4 separate regions of the Homo sapiens genome follow, and all the other regions are linked to region 4. Evidence: chromatin contacts called from ENCODE Hi-C data. All regions are on one chromosome and are shown on one strand. The core of a region is the stretch at or near the end of the contact, and the rest is flanking DNA. Distances in the headings are between cores, read along the strand shown.

Region 1 (2,990 bases), core at 454-2,953, 1.4 Mb after region 4:
TAGAATTCAGGTTGTGCTGGGAAATTGCTAATTCAAAACTCAAGTGCCTACATCAGCGTGGGAAGGAGTCCTTTGGAGCTGTCTGAAATTTCAGGGCATTGTCCCCATTGGAAGCTTTGAACATTACACTTAGAAATGCTAATGAGAAAGAGAGAAAAGAGGGAGAGAGAGAAGGTTTAACCAATTTTCAAAAGCCAAAGTCAGTCTTTTTAGGAGAGAAAGGGGAAGAAAAAGGGATGGAAGACACTGGGAGTGTTTTTAGTGGCTGAGACAATGGAGGGTCTTCCTTACCAGGTAGTGAGGAATTTTTCCTACAAAAAAGACACGAGTGGCTTTTGTATTTGTAGACAGGACTAACCCTCCTGGGGGTGAGCTGATCAAGGTGAAATTATATAACCTATACAGTTAACTAAAGTGAATTCATCTCCATGCCCTCAGCAAGAAGAGTGAAAAAGAGGGCTGACATGGTGTTGGTTCTGCCCATCCTCACCTGCAAGGGGCATGTGAGAGCTGAAGTAATCAGATTTACTTCCTACCTCTCACGGTGCAAGCACCTCACTGTGCTAGTGGGCATTTGAAGGGATTTTCCAAATGCACCTTTAACTGTACACAATTTTCATCTTTGTAGAAATTTAGAACCCGACTCCCTAAATAACATGAGACATCACCATCACAGGCCTCATATTACAAGCCTGTACAGAGGGTGTGTGTGTGTGTATGTGTGTGTATGTGTATGTGTGTGCATATGTGTGTGTCTCAGAATATATCTGATGGTTATTTGAAGCTCAGTATTAATAAGCTATATAATAACTGGGTTCTATAGTATTTGAAATCAAAATCACTTTTAGATTCCTCTAGGCTCTTGTAAATGATAAGTACATCAAAATGCCTTGTGATGGCCTTCTGGGAAAAAATCCTCTCAGCCCAATTTACCAGGCAACTTTTATCCCATTGAATAAACTCGAGGCTCTAAGGCAGTGACTCTGCCATCAACAACATATATGAAAGCCTGCACTTTGTGGTTGGTCTGTTTTGTGTGAGGTGGGCACTTGCTGTTCTACTTGCCCAGTGGCACTTTTTAATTGGAATGATTTTTATTTGGTCTGATTTCCTGAAATAGAATACATCGCCTGCTTTAGAAACCCCAGATAGTCTATCAGCACAGACAGCAAATTGTCCTGGGGTTCTTGGCTTAGCTGTTTGTGGGGAGAAAGACTGCTGGGCAGGGTTTTGGCAGGGGGCAGTTGTAGCATATTCAAATCAGATATTGAAACAGTTTGTGTGTGTTTAGGAAGTAACCACAAATTTGACATGCCACCTCCACCCCAAACCCCAAACTGGTTCCATTCCAACAGGCAGTAGTCTCAAAGACTCTCTTAAATGGTTCATTTCTTCCTATTTACAACTCCCACAGTGAGCTGTTTTTTTAAGGGGAAATCAGTTTCTATGAACATCTAGGGCCCTGAGTGGGTCTTTGCTCTTTATTTGTCCTGCTTTGTTTAAACCAAAGAATACCTCAAGCCAGTAACCAGGCGAGCAGGGGCCTGTGACAGGCATGGTCACCTGAAATCCATTTATGCACAGGGATTGAAGGAGCAATCATATTCTAAATAAGGCTAATGAAGCTTTTTGTGAAAGCGCCAAAACCCACACACAAACGTCACCCTTGGCGTGTTCTCATTTCCACGGAGCAAAAGCAAAGGGGAGAAGGCTTACTGGGAAGCTGCCGCTGGCACATAGAATTAAGCAAAGGCTGTCCCATAGGTGTGCACAGCGGGCTTCTTTTCAGAGGGAGGATGAGGAGGAGGCAATGTGGTTCTTGCATACTAAGGGACTCAGTGTACTGCTCTAGGTGTGATTTTTCTTTTCTGTCACAATTGAGCCCAGTTTGAATTTCTCCCCTTACTTTCTTTTGGTTCACTCTTTTCCTTCATGGTAATCTTGCTGCTTAATGACCCTGGCCCCAGGCTTCCAAGGTAACTTGCCAAGAAGTTCAAGTTTACTTCTGAAGTCCATGGCTCTCACTTCCTCTTCCTTCGTCCCTCACCGCTTCTCACTTTTCTCCTCACACCTCCCGCACAACATCTGAAATATTCACTACCTCCAAGCGGCCCCGCTTTTGCAACCCACCCAAGCCTGTCATTTGTTTAAACGCTACTACTTATTTGGGTTTTGGCTCTGGGCCAGTCATCAGCAAACATTTTCTGAAAAGGGTTAGATAGTAAATAGTCTCAGCTTTTGAGCCACACTGTCTCTGTTGCAACCCTTCACTCTGTTATATCATGTAAATAGCCATCAACAATATGTAAATGAACAGGTAGGTGTGTCTGTGTTGCAATAAAACTTCATTTACAAAAAGAGGCAATAGGTTTGATTTGGCCTGATGGTCAAATGGAGTGAGTCCATGTGACATATGCAGGAAACTCACAAGGCTTTTAAGAATGGTATGTGCCCCAAAACACTGCCAGCTTGACCTGAAAGGGACAGAGAGAACAAAATGAAAGAAGGTTGTCAGATCACCAAAATTCTACAGACAGGAAACAGGTGGGTGAAACTACAGCTGCAAACAAGTATTACCCTTTATGAAGAAGGAAAGATGACTGTGAGAGCAGACCTTATAGGCTCTGAAGGCAGAGCTGAGAGCCATGCCTTGAAACCTAATGGAGTTTTTCTGGTTGGATTTAGAAAACATTTGGGACCAGGGACTCTTTTTTTTCTTTCCTTCTTCTCTCGTTTTGAATGGGAGTGCTGTTACCCTGGTGGAGTGTGTTTCATTTTGTATTTTGGGAGCAGATAATTTCTTTGCTAGCTTCATAGGTCCACAGATAGAGAGAAATTGTGCCACACACTGGACTATACCCAGAGCTTCACCCATGCCTATATTCGATGATTTATGTGATGAGAAATGAAACTTTTGACCTGATAAGACTTAGATGAGATTTTGGATTCAGGTTGATTGCTGTAATGGGTTGGGAGTTTTTAAGAATGGG
Region 2 (2,841 bases), core at 255-2,754, 1.3 Mb after region 4:
TACTTTCTCCTCCTCCCTGTGGAATGGTGGATTGGTTCCCATGAGCAGTCAAAGACAAGACAGGGAACAGTATGAGGCCACCTACTGAATAGTTCTTGAATCAGTCACCTTCCCCCACTCCTAGCCACCACAACTTAGCCAGAAGCCACCATTTTCTTTGGCTGGGATTTTGGCAACAGGCTCATAACAGGTCTGCAGGCCTTGAGTCTGGAGGCCTCGCCTAGTCCATTCCCTTCTGGCAAGCCAGAGAGCAAATCTGCAGCAGTCCTGCCCCGATACCTACTGCAACCTGGGAGAAGAGCACAAAGGAGGGTGCAAGGCCCATCTCCAGCCCCACGCATGTGGACCCCACAGACTGCAAGTCCAAGAGTTGCCCACCCCTCCTGTACACACACGGTTGCCTCTCAGATTGGCCTGCTGGACAAAAGCTGTAGCAGCCTCCCTGGAGAAGGAAGAGGGACAAGAGAAAGAGGTGTGCACAGACCCTAAAGGTAGGCTCAGGATGTTTGGAGCAGGAGTTCCAAGTATGTAAAGCATGATGCATAAAGAAGTGGATGTAGGTTCCAGGTGGCGAATCCTTAGGTATCACCACTCCTCAACCAGGTTGTCGGGGAGGCAGTGGGCTCCAGGGTAGAGCCCTATAAATCACACCCTAAGCAAGAACCTCAGGTGCCCGTGTCTAAAGGTGTAACAGTGTGCAAATGTAACCTACATGACCCTTCATCATTCACAGGATCAAGTGCCCACGCCTTGGTCTACCAGGCCTCTCCCAGTCTGGCTCCTGCCTACCTGTCTTTCTTGCCCTTGACTGTGTCTGGCTCTCGTCCCTAGGTGCCCCATGCTGTCTCACTGCAGGGACTTTACAGCACGTGACCTCCTCTGGGCCTTGCCCTGGATGACATCTCATCTTTGCTGTGCTCTGCTCAGAGATCATTCTTCCCTGGCACCCCAGTCCGCCAGCTCTAGACTTAAGTCTGGGTTGGCTTCTAGTCTTTGGCCTTCACAGCTTTCATATCCTCTCTGTCCTCCACCACAACAAAGCATGACAGCTATCATTAGGCAGTGCTCACTATTTACAGCTAAGGGCACTGAGTGCTTCCAGTAACTCTATGACATGCATGCTGTGTTTATGCCCATTTTACAGGTGAGGGAACTGAGATGAAGCATCGTAACTAATTTGGCCACAGGGCCAGCTAATAAGAGAGTCAGGCTCCAAGTTTAGACACCAAGCTTTTAACCACTGTGCCAGTGATTTTCGGTCCTTAAACTTTTGAGTACAACAGAATCACTGGTGTGCACACGATTGATGTGCAGCAGAGGGGAGAGAGTAAGTTTATTAAAGTACAGACTCCTGGGCCCCACCAATCCAGAGATTCTGATTCTATAGGTCAAAGGTGGGGCCCAGAAAGCTGCATTTTTATAAGCTCCCCAGGGGATTCAGATGCAGGTATTAGGGGGAACCACACTTGGAGAATCACACACTTTCCTGCCTAACCGCAAGTCCTAAACTGCAACCCGCTAAATATAATTAGGTCTTCTGGGCTCAGCAGGGCCCCTGAGAAGGAGGAAGAAGATACTGCGTGCATCTAGCAAGTTCTCCACACCACCTGTGGTGGTGGTTGGAGTGGGGAGGGCCTTTCCCTGGGGGGAAGATACACACCCTGGTTGCATCATATAGACACAACACCAGAGCCATAATCTGGGGTGTCCAGAAGCCAGCACACCCTCCACATTCTGTGTTCAGCTCCGGCTTGGCCACAATTACCTGGAACCTGGTCTGTCTGCCCCTGCCCCACCCCTCTGGCTGCTGCTAGTTAACTGGAAGCTGTGGCCACAGGGCGTATGGGCTGAGAACATAATTAGGGAGCCCATTCCCAGCCGAACAGCCGGAGGACTTTTGTACCTTGTCCATCTCTTCTCTGAGACTTGTCAAGACACTCAGTGGTTGGTCAGCAGCCCTGACTTGGGTACCATAAAGCAGGGAGGATGGGGGGCAGCAAAGAGGACTGTGTGGTGACCTCACTGGGTGGTCTCCTTCAAGCCTTTCCAGCTCTGCCAGCAAGAACAAAGTGACAAGGCCTCTTCTTAGAAGGAGGAAAGAGATGTGTCCTCAACTCAGGGGACAGCCAGGGCGATCTGAGACACTGGGCCTTTCTTTCACCTCATTGTTTCCTCTGTCATAATTTTCAATTTTCCCCTGCCTTTCTTTCTTTCTTCTTTTTTTTTTTTTTTTTTTTTTTAGATGGAGTCTCGCTCTGTTGCCCAGGCTGGAGTGCAGTAGCGTGATCTTGGCTCACTGCAACCTCTGCCTCCCGGGTTCAAACTATTCTCCTGAGTCAGTCTCCCCACTAGCTGGGATTACAGGCATGTACCACCACACCCAGCTAATTTTTGTATTTTTAGTAGAGATGGGGGTTTCACCACGCTGGCCAGGCTGGTCTCGAACTCCTGACCTCAAGTGATCTGCCCATCTCGCCTCCCAAAGTGCTGGGATTACAGGTGTGAGCTACCGCGCCTGGCCTCCCCTGGATTTCTATTCCTTTCTTAATCATCTTCTCTGTCCCTGTCCACTTTACCTTTTGAGAGAGATTATTCCCAGAGTCCCCAGTGAGTCATCTGTAGCCAGGTTGTGACCCCCTGACCAAGCAGGGCCAATGGGATTTCCCTCCCAGTGACCTGGCCTTAGGGCTCAGACTTACAAATCAAGTCGCTTCGTGGACTAAACCTTTAAGGTGCATAGACTTGGGCTGGAGCTGCCTGTGCTGGGGTGGTTGGGGTGGCCGTGCTGGGGAGGCATTTGGGAGTCACATGTTCTGGTGTGCAAACAGAGAGCTGGGGGCT
Region 3 (3,045 bases), core at 54-2,553, 1.5 Mb after region 4:
AGAATCTGAGGTCTTTCAGTCAAAACATCAGGGGTCGACTAGGCATGGTGGCTCACACCTGTAATTCCAGCACTTTGGGAGGCTGAGGTGGGAGGATCACCTTAGGTCGAGAGTTTGAGATCAGTCTGGACAACATGGTAAAACCCTGTCTCTACTAAAAATACAAAAACTAGCCAGGTGTGGTGGTGCACACCTGTAAACTCAGCTACGTGGGAGGCTGAGGCAGGAGAATTACTTGAACCAGGGAGGCAGATGTTGCAGTAAGCTGAGATAGCACCACTGCACTCCAGCCTGGGTGACAGAGTGAAACCCTGTCTCAAAAAAAAAAAAAAAAAAAAAAAGTGAGGGGTCATCAGGTGCAGCTGCCTTCACTTTGTACCATCAGGCCCATTCTATCTTTGATACATGATACCACGCAGTTCTACCTTCAGGAGACAGTCTTTGTTATTTCTCTACTTCTCTGTGCATGCGTGTGTGTGTGTGTGTGTGTGTGTGTGTGTGTGTGTGTGTGTGTGTTTTCTCCATAAGAATATGTAAGTTCTTCCAGAATAAGGAACCCTACCTCCCACCGAGTCTATCTTCCACCCCACCCGCCCCCGAGCAGCAGACTCTGAGACAGGAGTTTCAGTACACACTGTTGATTTGGAAAGTGATCCCACTAGGGGAGTTGGGAAATGAGACAGGGAAGAGAAGGAAGCCAATTTTGTGTGTTGCTGAGTGGGTTTTCACTGCAGACAACTGGGAACCTTCAGAAGACTGTGCAGAACCTACCAGGGTTAAGGCCCGCAAGGGGCAAGGAAGCTGATGCTTACCCTCCAATGCTCATTCATCATCAGCTGGGGCTGCTCTTGGGAGTATCAACTCCTGAGCACTTGCAGCCCAACATGTGTGCAGAGGAGAAAACCCTCAGGCAGAGATCACAGAGGACTTCGTAGGCGTGTAAGGAAGTCAGGGCCAACAGGATATGGGGGAAGCACAAGGCTTATGATTGTGGGCTTTGCAGTTAGAAAGTCCTGGATCCGAATTTTGGTTCAGCCAGTTGTGAGATTCTGGCAAGTTCCTTTTCTCTCTGAAGCTCATTTGCCTCCTTTGTAAATTAGAGATAATAATAGTCTACCTCACAAGGTTTTGATTCAAAATGAAACACTTACATGAAACGTTCGGTACATGCCTGGTGTGTGGGAAGCACCTGTGACCGTAACTGCCTTGTGCCATTTTAAGATTAGCACAGGACCAGCGCTGATAGCTATTGCTTGAATTGACTTTGAAATCTCAGTGAATGCTGGCACACTGCATTATGTTGTGTACACATTTTCATATCATGATTTTGACAGATTTGCACATGCTTTTGTTCTTTCTTTTTTTTTTTTTTTTTTTTTGGTAGCTCATTGTGGTTTTAACTTGAGTCTCCCTAATAACTAATGATGTCAAAACTGTTCTCATGTGCTTATTTGCCACATGTATTTTTTTTTTTTTTTTTTTGAGACAGAACCTTGCTCTGTTGCTTAGGCTGGAGTGCAGTAGCACCATCTCGGCTCACCGTAACCTCTGCATCCCGGGTTCAAGCAGTTCTTGTCTCAGCCTCCCAAGTAGCTGGGATTATAGGCACCCACCACCAGGCCCAGCTAATTTTTGTATTTTTAGTAGAGATGGGGTTTCACCATGTTGGCCAGGCTGGTCTTGAACTCCTGACAAGTGATCCACCCACCTCGGCCTCCCAAAGTGCTGAGATTACAGGCGTGAGCCACCGCGCCCACTGCCACCTGCTTTTGATACATCCTGGAACGTAAAGTATCTATTGGGTGTCAGATTGTAACTATGCGCCTGGGTGCACAGCCCCTTGCCTTTCTGGGTTTTGGTCCACAGAAAGCTAAGATATAAAGAGGGGAGGTATTCAGCTATTCAGAGGGGTTGAGAGACCAAGGAGAAGAAACGAGAGGGAGATGGTAGAGGAGACCCTCCCTTGAGGCTGCCCATCATTGTAGACAGATGGTTACTAAGGAGGAAGAGCCTGCATCATCTGGCGGCTGCTACAGGTGTGTCTGGCAGCTAAAAGTCAGACAGCTCAGGAAAAGGACTGTACCTTCCCATACTTCTAAATGTCAAGAGCAAGAGAGGGGCTCCCTGTGAAAGCCTTCTTAAAACAGAGCTAGCCTCAAGCATGATCCGGATATTAATCCTAACTTAATCTTGCATCACGTAAGGATTCTACTGAGCATAAAGGTCTTCAAACATAATATTCTTTGAATCCCAGTCTCCTCTGGGCATCACAGTGCTAGTTGTCTCAGCCTAGATTCTCTAGAAAACAGAGCTGGAGGCAAATGATTATACACTAATATTTTATTGGGAAGTGCAGTCCCAGGGATGATAGAGTGAGGGGAAACAGGAATGAGGTCAGGAATGAATGACAGCAAATATAAGAAGGTGCATGCCAAGTTGGCATGGAAAGCGATCGATTGCTCCAATTTGTCACTGTCCTCCGACAGGTTGTACACACATCTTAGGACAGTGTGCGCTCATTGGGAGGACAGTATCAGAGTTTATCCTTTCCAATAAGTTCTCCCAATTTATCATTTGACCAGCTTCTGTCCCTCACTGATCAAAGTGTTAACCACCCTGCTCACTTCCAGGTCACACATGTTGGGGTCTAGGCCACCTGGTGTCTCAGCAGCAACAGAGATGCCTTAGGGCAGGAGAGAAGAAGAGAGTCCTCAGCATAGGAGGCAAAGTCAGGCATGGGGCAAGAGCTGTTGGGTCGTGCTCAAGCAGGTGGTGTCAAAAACTCTCTCCTTGACCAAACTCTAGCCAGGCTCCTTTGAGCTCTTCGTCAACAAGGCCCCATCTTTGGGCATGTCCTCAAGAGCTCTTTCTCTTTTTTGAGACAGGGTCTTTCTCTGTCACCCAGGCTGGAGTGCAGTGGTGTGAACTTGGCTCACTGCAACCTCTGCCTCCTGGGTTTAAGCGATTCTCCTGCCTCAACCTCCTCAGTAGCTGATTACAGGCAATGCGCCACCATGCCCAGCTAATTTTTTGTATTTTTTTAGT
Region 4 (3,050 bases), core at 174-2,673:
TAGTACGCTCTATAGGGTAAGGAAGAATTGCTACTGAGAAGGCATATGGGATCAGTGGCATGTCAATGTAGAACACAGTAATGTAGAATGGACTGGCATCATGAGAGGGAAGCCTCTCTCACATTAAATATAAAAATATCTTAGGAAACATTTTCCAAAAACCAATGCTGTTAGAACTTGCAGTGGAACTGGGCTGACTTATTTTCTTCCTTCAGAGGTCTTTAATTAATAAAAAGAGAACTGAGAGTAAAGGAAAAGGCACAGTCCATCCAGTGCCTCCTAAGGACCCTTCTCATCATCGTCCTCCAGAGGAGGTACCTATGGCGTGTGCTGCCCAGCTGTTGGTGGTTGGGAGTGTGAATCAGACTGAGACTCTGTCTAGGGGTGCTGGTTTGAGTTTTTTAAGTCAATTGCCTCATCTACGTAAAGCATGCAGTTAGAACAGGCTTTTCTTACACCCCAGACTGAAGCATTTTTTAGTCGAGAAGTCAATTTAAGGGAGGCAATATATTCTTTTGCAGCCTGTGCCATAAGAATAAAAGTCCAGGCTGCCACTTATTACAGTTTAACTGAATGATGGATTCTAGCCTGTTTTAATTAAATTACATATTCAATTATTTTTGTTTGAAATTAAAAGCTTGATTATATTACCGAATGCTATGTAATTTTACACGCGTTGTTCGCTTATTTAACAGTGAGGCGTGGGATATGATTAACAATGTGGCTGCCAGTAGAAAGAAGCAAAATAATTATTTGTTCAATATACAAGTCCTCATCATGATTCAGAAATCAATATGCATCCACGGAGGATTTGCTCGCACTGTGGATTATGGAACTCAGTGTGGCCTTCCCTCATTTCCCTATGAATGTAAAACCTGGAGACTTTGGTTCACCAGGCAGGTTTTTATTTCCCTCTCTCTCTTTTTTTTTTTAAAGACTGATGTTTAACTACAGCCGTTGGGACTTAAATCAGAGCATCCAGTGCCCGAATATGAATATTAATCAGATGCCAGGCCATGGAGTTCCTCGCCGAGTTTGACAGTTTAAAGGATCAGTTAGTTAATTAGAAGATGACATGGCACGCTGGGTCCCAAGGCTCTGTCCTGCCTTCTGTCTCCTCTTTTCATTTCCCTTTTTGACAAGTTGGATTACATCATTACTTGTAGTTTCACTTGTTAGCCCCACCATGAAATGAGAATATTTTATGCTTTAATTATCTGTGATTTCTTCCCCCTTTCTCTGCAAAGACCAGGCTTAAAATGAAACTCAAAGAAACATAAGAATCAGAGGTTCAAAGTCCCATGAAAATCAGTCTTGTGACTCCAACCATGCCACACACCACATTGCAGTGAGAAATAGAAGGTTTGTGGTAGCATGAGAAACTGGGTTGTGGTAGTCATGGTGACTGGTTTTAAATATAAAAGGTGCCTGTCCTGACTTTCGTGCCACAAGTACAGATGTATCACACCAGGTGTTTCCATGGCTTCTCTGGCTTGAGGTGTTACATACTGTGAATATCCTCAGGGGTAGCCACAAATTATTCTGGCCTATGTTTCTTGCCCACCCTAGTAGCTAAATGCACCCCAATGTCTGAACAATTCTGTTCTAAATGTTTTTTTCTTGCCATGATATTGCTCACTTGTGAAGCTTCTATTAAATAAAGTTTACATGTGGTCTGTATAGCAGCTTAGTCCCCAGGAAAAAAAAACAAGATTGAGATTAGTGTTTAGCTCTTCAAATGAAGGTTTTTCTGATGCCCTAAGTAGAATTAACTCTTCACTCCTTTCTCCCCATCTACTCTGCAGACAGCTGCTGTGGCACATCTAAAGTTTAATTACACCAGACGCTGAGCTATACAAGGGATGGAACTAGGGTTCAGCATCATCCCTAGCAAACATTAAAAGTGAAAATGTAAAAAAGAAAGGAAGAAAACTAAAATCTACTGAGCATTTACCATTAATGCTGCAAGCCAGCCACTTCACTGAGTAACTCTGTATGAGTAATTTCTCATTAGTCTTCACAACAATCGTAGGTGGTTAGAAGAAAAAATGAAGACTTGGGAAGAATCTTGCCAGGTCACAATGGCATGTGCTAAAGAAGCTGAGCTGGGATTTGAAATTAGGCAGTCTGATCCCAGATTCCCCTCCTGTGCTGAATCTCACATGGTAGGTGCTTATTTACGGGTGATGAAAGAGAAGGATGTTTTTGGTTGTCAGAGGGCATTTCTAATAGGTTGAACTCCCACTGGCAGTATATGGAGACAGAAGAGAGGTGGGAAGAAGAAAATGTGTGTGCTAGATATGATCCTTACTACTGGAAAAGCTATGATATTTAGGGCATATCTATATTTATGTAGAATGCAAGAGGAAAAGGAGCTAGCAGGCATTACCAGAGGGATCTGGGTAGATGAGGAATGTATACTATGAAAGGACCAGGGAAGAGTTAAGAAGGAGTGTAGAGTCAACAGGGTCAGGTGTTACAGGGAAGGTCAAGGCAGGTGGTGGTCTTTAGGAGAAAGAACATCAACATGGTTAACAGAAGGCTGGGGCCACATCTCAGTTCCGCCGGTAAGTAATCTTTTTGGACTGCAACTGAATTATCTCTAAAGCCAGTGGAGGTAAATCTTGAACTATGGACCTCCACGTCCTCCTATTTAGATAGTTTGAATGGAGGACTTACAACAAGCTCTTGGTTGCGGCAATTGGGAGGTCATTATGACCCCAGATGGGACAGCTATAGTAGTGTGTGTTCGGCTATGGAGGAAGGATTGCAGAGGGCAAACCAAAGAGAATGGGTGGAGGTGAGAAAGAAGAGAAGTTAAGTGTAGACTGCTCTATGGAGGAACGTGTCAGCAAAAGGAGGGAGAGGGAGAAGACTGGGGAGTGGCAGATTTGGGAGCCTTCAGAATGTCTTGAGAAACCTCTGTCGGCCTGGAGAGGGAGGAGACAGGCAACAGGAAGCTAGGACAGACAGCACGAGTGGGAGGGATGGAGGTCTGGGAGAGCCTTGAGTCCGAGGGCACGAGGCTTCGATTTCCTGCACAGACTAAG

The links. Hi-C counts contacts between places; a loop is a spot of excess contacts on that map. Pooled maps may share reads with other maps.
Region 1: a loop to region 4 is called in a map with no recorded cell type, with 27 times the contacts of the local background. The contact joins two enhancer-like sites. A Hi-C loop is called at or near these places in 2 of 37 single-sample maps with no recorded cell type and 4 of 50 pooled maps.
Region 2: a map with no recorded cell type shows a loop between it and region 4 (13-fold over the local background). The contact joins two enhancer-like sites. A Hi-C loop is called at or near these places in 1 of 168 maps with a recorded cell type or tissue (transverse colon), 9 of 37 single-sample maps with no recorded cell type and 6 of 50 pooled maps.
Region 3: a pooled map shows a loop between it and region 4 (21-fold over the local background). The contact joins two enhancer-like sites. A Hi-C loop is called at or near these places in 6 of 37 single-sample maps with no recorded cell type and 5 of 50 pooled maps.

Annotation. Positions count from the first base shown.
Region 1 is chr3:72,077,209-72,080,198 of GRCh38, reverse strand. The region is part of intron 2 of LINC00877 (long intergenic non-protein coding RNA 877); the gene reads left to right. Among named protein-coding and RNA genes, the nearest start is that of LINC00877, 22 kb to the left of the region's middle. RefSeq lists enhancers at 1,541-1,590, 1,711-1,840, 1,911-2,000. Within about 2 kb of position 1,703, at least 3 of the 41 ENCODE cell types and tissues checked have a DNase peak (open chromatin) inside an H3K27ac peak, as active enhancers do.
Region 2 is chr3:72,162,799-72,165,639 of GRCh38, reverse strand. The region is part of intron 2 of LINC00870 (long intergenic non-protein coding RNA 870); the gene reads right to left. Among named protein-coding and RNA genes, the nearest start is that of LINC00870, 13 kb to the right of the region's middle. RefSeq lists enhancers at 837-946, 1,457-1,726, 2,727-2,826. Within about 2 kb of position 1,504, at least 4 of the 41 ENCODE cell types and tissues checked have a DNase peak (open chromatin) inside an H3K27ac peak, as active enhancers do.
Region 3 is chr3:71,983,334-71,986,378 of GRCh38, reverse strand. No RefSeq gene overlaps it. Among named protein-coding and RNA genes, the nearest start is that of LINC00877, 120 kb to the left of the region's middle. Within about 2 kb of position 1,303, at least 2 of the 41 ENCODE cell types and tissues checked have a DNase peak (open chromatin) inside an H3K27ac peak, as active enhancers do.
Region 4 is chr3:73,447,249-73,450,298 of GRCh38, reverse strand. All of the region lies in intron 3 of PDZRN3 (PDZ domain containing ring finger 3), which reads left to right. Among named protein-coding and RNA genes, the nearest start is that of PDZRN3-AS1, 170 kb to the left of the region's middle. RefSeq lists an enhancer at 1,232-1,301. Within about 2 kb of position 1,423, at least 3 of the 41 ENCODE cell types and tissues checked have a DNase peak (open chromatin) inside an H3K27ac peak, as active enhancers do.